2 separate regions of the Homo sapiens genome follow, and region 2 is linked to region 1. A link is a contact called in ENCODE Hi-C or POLR2A ChIA-PET data. All regions are on one chromosome and are shown on one strand. Each heading gives the region's core, a stretch centred on a gene start or an enhancer-like site at or near the end of the contact. The rest is flanking DNA. Distances are from core to core; before and after follow the strand shown. Region 1 holds the start of GIT2 (GIT ArfGAP 2). Region 2 overlaps CORO1C (coronin 1C).

What was found. Hi-C counts contacts between places; a loop is a spot of excess contacts on that map. ChIA-PET counts read pairs that join two places held with the same protein, here RNA polymerase II (POLR2A). Pooled maps may share reads with other maps.
Region 2: a pooled map shows a loop between it and region 1 (4-fold over the local background). The contact joins the enhancer-like site here to the promoter of GIT2 in region 1. A Hi-C loop is called at or near these places in 1 of 37 single-sample maps with no recorded cell type and 7 of 50 pooled maps. POLR2A ChIA-PET finds 5 or more read pairs at or near these places in 1 of 52 experiments (GM12878).

What each region holds. Positions count from the first base shown.
Region 1 is chr12:109,994,108-109,997,770 of GRCh38, forward strand. It overlaps GIT2 (GIT ArfGAP 2), which reads right to left and starts at 2,261. Exons shown (of 20, transcript NM_057169.5): 1 at 2,066-2,261. The coding sequence starts at 2,117. RefSeq lists enhancers at 1,532-1,581, 2,272-2,431 and a silencer at 1,912-2,001.
Region 2 is chr12:108,689,126-108,693,082 of GRCh38, forward strand. All of the region lies in intron 2 of CORO1C (coronin 1C), which reads right to left. Among named protein-coding and RNA genes, the nearest start is that of CORO1C, 40 kb to the right of the region's middle. RefSeq lists enhancers at 2,278-2,557, 2,348-3,029, 2,508-2,802, 3,030-3,711. Within about 2 kb of position 2,351, at least 41 of the 41 ENCODE cell types and tissues checked have a DNase peak (open chromatin) inside an H3K27ac peak, as active enhancers do; they include GM12878, where a contact is called at or near this core.

The DNA.
Region 1 (3,663 bases), core at 1,011-3,510:
AAGCATAGCTTTGGTTTTCACTTATTCAGAGGATTTGCAGTATTCTTTTTTTAGCAAGTATTTAACACATATTAATTAAGACAAGTATTCGACTAACCACTTTAGCATCCTGGATCAGAATCCCATGGAAAGAATATTAGAATGTTAACATAGTAAAATAAAAATGTTTGTATGAATGAGATTGGGTAAAACCCTTTAAGTTCATCTGGAGCCAGGGCTCCAGGGACACCACAAATGAACTTCAAAAATGTTTGTGACTCCCCCAGACAAATCTTAGGTAAATTCGTTCACGTGCATTTTAGGGGAGAAGGCCTTAGCATTCAACAGAATCTCAAAGGGGTCCCTAACCCTACAGGTAATTCTCTCAGTAGGGCTGTGCAGAAAAGGCAGCACAAATTCCCAGCTGCTCAATTTCACAGAATATTTCAAGGTAGCCTAATTATATTCAAAACAGGAAGGAAGTGACTCAAGTCTCTGCAGATTAGGCGTATGAGACAACAACTAAAGCGATACAATGGAAGAGAAAATGTTCTGAAATGCACAAAATGCTGCAAAAGTATATTTAGGATGGCAATGGAGGAACAATTTTGCTTTGCCCTGTACCCTATCAAGAAGCAAAACAATATGCATTCCAAGAGGAAGTTAGAAGCTAGACACATGTGAATCAAATACATCACGGTAAGTTCAACTGAAAATAGGCAAGAAAATAAGGAAGTGGAACAAATAACATTTTTAGAGAAAATGATGGAGTTTGTATAACTCACACTAACTTGGTTTAGAAAACACTTCTTTTTAAACTCCTCCATACCCCCTCCCTATCTTCAAAGGAAACTGGTAACACCTGCACTGTACGGGCCATAAAACAACCACATGAGGTTTGAGTTATCACAGTTCTATTTACAATTGGTCTCCACTTCCAAATGACAAGCTTAAGATCAGAACAGTTGCAAAGCCAGTGGTGTTCAATGATTTAATTAAGATTGTTTATCGGACACTATTGTGCCAAGAAAGCCATGTTACCTTCGAATTAACTCAAAGCCAATACATCCAAGCACCTAAAACAGCATGTAATAATCTATCCAGAGACCTGACAATTCAGTTGCAATTGCTAAGACACACTTGATCTCTAAATGTGAATATTATGTATGAACAGTTATGCATCATTATGAAGGAATGGCTTTAGCGTTTCAATGCCCCTATATTGCTGGTGATTTTGCGTTTGTTTCCGTTGTAATCAACGTATGATTTAGATAGTCAAATATAGCTTTAAGGGACTACAAGAGTTCTACTGTAGACAGCATAATGCAAAAAAGAAAAGCCTTAGATGATATGATTCTACGAGTATTCATTGAATCTTCCTCACCACTAAGCGTGATACTCCCGATTATCCTCATTGAAAAAAATGAGGAAATCAAGCAAGTGACCAAGTGAAGTCACCAGCCCAAGGTCAGCCAGAAGCAAAATCTAGTTTGAACCCAGGCCGTTCAGATCCTCAAACTTGAGACAAGCACTGCCTCCTAAGTGCTGGTTGTGTTTGGAAGACCCCGATCTCCTGGCAATTCTCCCGGGCAGAGTAGCTGTCGGATGTCAGCAGCGGGGAAGTCATCTACGGGGACCCTCTGGCGAGTCTCAGGGAGTGTCATCCTCCCCGGGCAGGACACCCAGGCGGAGAAAGGGTCTAGTGGGAGGTGACACCTGCAGCCTCTGGAGGCTGCAGCCGGGAGGACGCTCACATTTTACTTCTGTAATTGGCTTTCCTGTGGATTGCCCAAGCCCCTTCCTGTTGGGGGAGCAGCCCTGGCCCCCGTCACCTCCCCAGTTGGCCTAGGACGGAGGGAACGGGAGGGAACGAGAGGGAAGGGAGGGCCGCGAGGGACGGGGAGGGCGGCGGCCCCCTGCCCGCCCGGCTCTGACAGGCCCGGGACGGTTCCCACCCCAAGGCCGCCCAGGGACCTCTTCGTTGCGACCCTAGCCGCGGGATGCAGCCTGACCTGAGGGGGCGGCCCCGGGGTAGGGGTCCGGGCCAGGAAAGCAGAGGGGAGCGGGCCCGGCCGGTGCGACTCACCCGGCCCGCTGCAGTCAGCGCACACCTCGCTGCTCCGGAGCCGTTTCGACATGGCTCCCACCTCCCACCTGCGGGGAACTAGAGGCCGGGGGACAGCAAAGGCGGCGGTGGCGGCGGCGCTTCCGCTCTAACGGGTCCCAGCTGCGGCGGCGCTGACGGCGGCGCCTCTCCCCTCAGCGCCTTGCAGCCTTGGCACAGCACGCACGCGCGGGGAGGTGCCCTTCGGCGAGTGTCAGGTCATGTGACCGGAAAGGGCACTCTGCCTTGTCGCCATCTTGAGTGAGGGCAGGAGACTGCCCGAGTATCATCTGTCCTACCTTTAAATATTGAATTTGGGTCTTCTTCTCTGGCAGAGATTCCCCTCGTCCCAACTGATTAATACCAGGGGAAGTAGCAATATCTTGTGATGAGAACCCTGCAGCCACAACCTTCCTGAGGCAATCAATGGTCAAGTTCATTCATTCATTCCTTGATTCAACAAATGTTTATCAAGCACTTACCATGCTTTATATACTGTCCCAGCCACTGGAGAAACAGCAGTGAGCAAAGACTGAATTTCTAGTCCTTATGAAGCTTGCATTTTACTGGGGTAAAGTAAAATAAGAATATATTATATGATTCCAGGCTGGGCGTGGTGGCTCACTCTTGTAATCTCAACTCTTTGGAAGGCTGAGGCAGGAGGATCACTTGAGGCAGGAGTTCGAGACCAGCCTGGGCAACATGGTGAAACCCCATCTCTACTAAAAATACAAAAATTGGCCGGGCGCGGTGGCTCACGCCTGTAATCCCAGCACTTTGGGAGGCCGAGGCGGGTGGATCACGAGGTCAGGAGTTCAAGACCAGCCTGGCCAACATGGTGAAACCCCGTCTCTACTAAAAATACAAAAATTAGCCGGGCACAGTGGCAGGAGCCTGTAATCTCAGTTACTTGGGAGGCTGAGGCAGGAGCTTGAACCCAGGGGGTGGAGGTTGCAGTGAGCTGAGATCACGCCATTGCACTCCAGCATGGGCGACAGAGTGAGACTCCGTCTCAAAAAAAAAAAAAAAAAAAAAAAAATTAGCCGGGCGTGGTGGCGCATGCCTGTAATCCTAGATACTCAGGAGGCTGAGGCATGAGAATCGCTTGAGCCTGGGAGGTGGACGTTGCAGTGAGCAGAGATCGCGTCACTGCACTCCAGCCTGGGGGACAGAGCGAGACTGTCTCAAAAACAACTTCAACAACAACAACAAAAATAACAAAAAAGAATATATTAGATGATTCCTTAGGCTTCAGTTTTAATCTCATGTTCAAAATTAAGATAATGCATTGTTTACTTCTAGTCCACGATTTGTTTTTGTATGGCTTGCTACTTAAGAATGATTTTTACATTTTTAAAGGGTTGCGAGATGAAAATGAAGAAGAGAGAGAGGGAAATAAAGAAAAAGAGGAAGAAGAATATGCGACAAAACTTGTATGTGACCAGCAAAGTTAAACATTCATTTTGGCTAAGGACAGATGGAATAAATTATGGGAAAAATGTGATACACCTGCTGGATAGTAACCCCTCAGTAAATAGTAGCTCCCATAATTATGGATATTGCTATTATTTTCTAATTAC
Region 2 (3,957 bases), core at 1,101-3,600, 1.3 Mb before region 1:
GAAGGCGGAGGTTGCAGTGAGCTGAGATCGCACCACTGCACTCCAGCCTGGGCAACAGAGCGAGACTCCATCTCTGAAAAAACAAAAAAAGATGGATCAATCTGATAATCACTGGTTCCTGCAAGAAAGGAAATGTAACATTATGTTAAAGTCGCACAACGCTTTACCCAGCAGGCCTACTCTTTCTCATAACTAATGTATGTTTTCACAAAGTAATAAATTCCCATGGTGATAAAAAGTGACACATTCATTCGAGTGATAAGTCAAATCAAATATTCCCCTTTAAGAAGCTCAAGGTATCCCACACACAATTTCTTTCAAGTTTGCATTCTGGAGTGTATCATATAAACCCACACCTTCCTAGGGTGCTGGATTCAGACTGCTTTCTACACGGTTTCCCTTATCTAATCCAACTCAGGCAGCTGTCTCACTTCCAGTACTTTTCCATCTCCTGATCTGCAGTCCTCTATGCCTATTATCCAGACTGGTTACACCACCCGAAGATGTAAGGGCCTAAGAGCCCCCACCCCATCCTGGGGAAGGCAAACAAAGATACTTTACATGACCTGACTCAAAGAACAGTTAAAAGATTTCCACATTGTTCAAACCCCTACCTAATATTCATCTAAGTTTTCATTTTAGGAAAAAATGAGTATCAAAATCACTTTATGTGCCCAAATTTCAATCATAACTTATTTTTGGCTTTGGGTGATACATACTGAGAATTCTTCAACTCAGCAAGGAGAATGTTAAGTCACACATGTGCTCAGAAGTAGAGGAAAAGTTTTCAGCCCAAGCATAAGGGCTCCATTCACACTGTGCAGAGTTCAAAGGAGTCAAAAGCGTATCTATTGAAGTGGGTTTTCCATTTTTTTCAACTTCCTTTTTCTTATGACAGTATTATTTATGTGGATACATGTTTTGTTTGAATTTCTTAAGCCCCTGCTGCTCCACGGGGAGGAGCTAGAGTGATTGTGGTCATGGGACAAGGGGACAGCGGCATGGAAAACAGAGACTCAGCAGCAGACCAAAAAGACGGGTGCACACAATATATGACTTGTGCACAGGCTGGTCCCTGAGAGTGACAGCTCATGGCCCAGGAATAAAACATTCTGAGGAGGCTTTACTTTAAGGGAACCAGAAATACCATCCTTGAGGTAAAAGGAGGTGCTCTGGAATAAACCCTACAGATTGAGTTACCCTGTAAGGTAAGGTAAGCTAGAAACAAAAGCTGCTGGGGAGAGGGAGTATGGGCCTACAGAGACTTCACCTGCCTGTGAGTAAAAAACAGCAGTCTTTTTGGACAGAAGTGAAAATGCCAAGCAAATAATTTTTGCATCACAGATCCTCTCTAAAAACTGGGTTTAATACTGAATAGACCATATTTTAAAATCAATTAAGAACTTGAGGGAAGTTATTGTAAAACTACAAACATTTTATTATCAGAAAGCAAAAACACGGAAAAGTTAACATTTCCTTACTCAACCTTGCCCAAATATGCGATAGCAACCAGAGTAGCTGTATTTCCTAACTTCCTGACTTAAAGAATTTATAAAGTGAAAACCTAATGCTTTCTGCTCATTATTGCAGACAAGTAATTCCATATGATGCTTCTGGGCTGAGAACAAATAAAAACTTGGAACCCAAGATGAGGTAGAATCTAGTTAAAATAAAATTGAGCTAGAAAGCAAAAGCTGAAAAGCAGAAGAACTACAGATGTAAATGCAATATGGAAAATTAAAGCATTCAATATCAAATCAGAAAATAGAGAAACTGGTTGTCTAAGCCCTCGTAGTAAGCAAATGACATTGGAGATTGATCTACTGAAACCCTCTGTGAACGCTGAAGAGCTCCAGGGCTAACCCTTCCCATTGCAGCTCTGCATTGGTTTAATCCACAGGTCTCAGAATGAAAATCCACCCTCCTTGGATGGTGGAGATGATAAATAGAAAAATATTACAACTTTTTTTGGGGGGTGGGAGGGGCTAATGCCTTGGGCTCCATGGCTGAGTCAGTTCCACACAAGCAAGAGGACTGCAGTATAGACTCAATTCAGTCAGCCAGAAATGAAACCCAAGTCACCGTTCCTCCAAGAAAGCAGACATGTGTCCCATCACATGCCCTCTCAGCTCATTCTTCCCCAGACTCAACTCAGGTCCCACCCCTAATGGGCGAAGATATTCAACTTGGCAGGAGCAGATGATTTGCTACATGTGGTTATAAGGTGGCTTCTGGGCAAAACCGTGACTCCAGAAATGTGTTCATGACACCTTGAGTTTATTTCAGAGTAATGTGTGTTCAGATACCTTTCTTTACCGGAGATACAGCAGCTTTCCCAGACTGGGGTTACCATGTTTACACACTGAGGGCTTCTGCTGGCAGCAATTGTCAGCCTGCTTAGCACAGACTGGCACGCTCCACAAACCCAGTAAAGAGTTAAACGTTCTTTGCACTTGACTCAGTGGCTTCTCTTCACCACACACTCCCAGATCCCACCATTCTCTGAGCCACCCGTGCAGCCAATCAAAGCAAAGGAAGGAAATTATCCTGGCCGGCTGACAGCCACAGCGCTCTGATGGCCATATATGGTAAAAACCACTGTCAGAGCCCTGTCAGGCCTGCGGGCCGGCTGCTGTGGACATATCAGTGAACTGCAGCAGCAGGAGAAGCTGGCCAAGGAAACGCACAAAGGCTGCCTGCTCATCTCCAGGGGAGGGGGTGGGGTGGAAACCATCATCTGCCAGGGCACACATTCAGTGAGTCACAGCCACTCACTGTCATCAAAAATAGCCCCGGGGTACATTGGGAAGTTCCTTCTGCCAGGACTTTGTGCTCCATTGTTAACTGGGGGTGAGCAGGGTGCCCACCCCACCCCTCCCAGCAAAACTGTGGATAACACAGTCACTAGGAGAAAATGAAAAGGCCCTTCTGTGGCACTTCATGTGGTAATGAGGCCAGGCCGTGCTCGTGTGGCTGGCAGCTCGTGACATAATTTGGAAGTCATTGTTCTGCACCTGGTGCCCTCCCCCTGCATCCTCCACCCCTCCCAGTCCTGTCCCCCAGCTTTTCACGGCCCATACACTTGGCAGTTGAAGGTGCTCCAGGCATCAGACAATCTATTTCAGGAGGCAGTGAATGGGCATCCCACGACATGTCAGGACACTGGCTGGCTCTGAACAAAATCCTCTGCCCCTAACACCAAAGCTACCAAGTGCCAAATGTCCACATCTGTACAAAGGGCTACCGGCACTGCCACTGTTGTCTAAAACAGAGTACCACAATGTGTAGAAATGGAAATTGCCTGTCAGCAATGCACAGTAAGGCAGACATGCAGCCAATGCAAATCCAGCAGGTGCTGGCAAAGACTGTGGATCACACAGAAAAGCACTGTCAGGAGACTGCCATTCCCTCTCAAGTAGCCCATGAAAGAAGGCACTTATCAGCACGGCGCCTGGCACTTAAAGGAAGCCCTCAACAAATGTGAACTGCTGCGATTTCATCACTGTCACTGTGTCCTCACAAGGCATGGTATAGACCAAGTACTTTCCAAACCTAAGACAATTCTCTGAGCTGACAGAATGAAAGCCCTGTCAAGTTACTGTTTTTGTTATTAAACTCTCTAATCCCAGAGAAAGAATGCAAAGGATTCAGTGTCCATTAGACCACAGCTTTTTTTTTTTTTTTTTTTTTGAGACAGAGTCTTGCTCTGTCGCCCAGGCTGGAGTGCAATGGTGCTATCTCAGCTCACTGCAACCTCTGCCTCCTGTGTTCAAGCCATTCTCCTGTCTCAGCCTCCCGATTAGCTGCGATAACAGGCGTGTGCCACCATGCCCAGCTAATTTTTGTATTTTTAGTAGAGACAGGGTTTCACCATGTTGGCCAGGCTGGTCTCAAACTGCTGACCTCAGGTGATCCACCTGCCTCGGCCTCCCAAAGCGCTGGAATTACAAGCTTGAG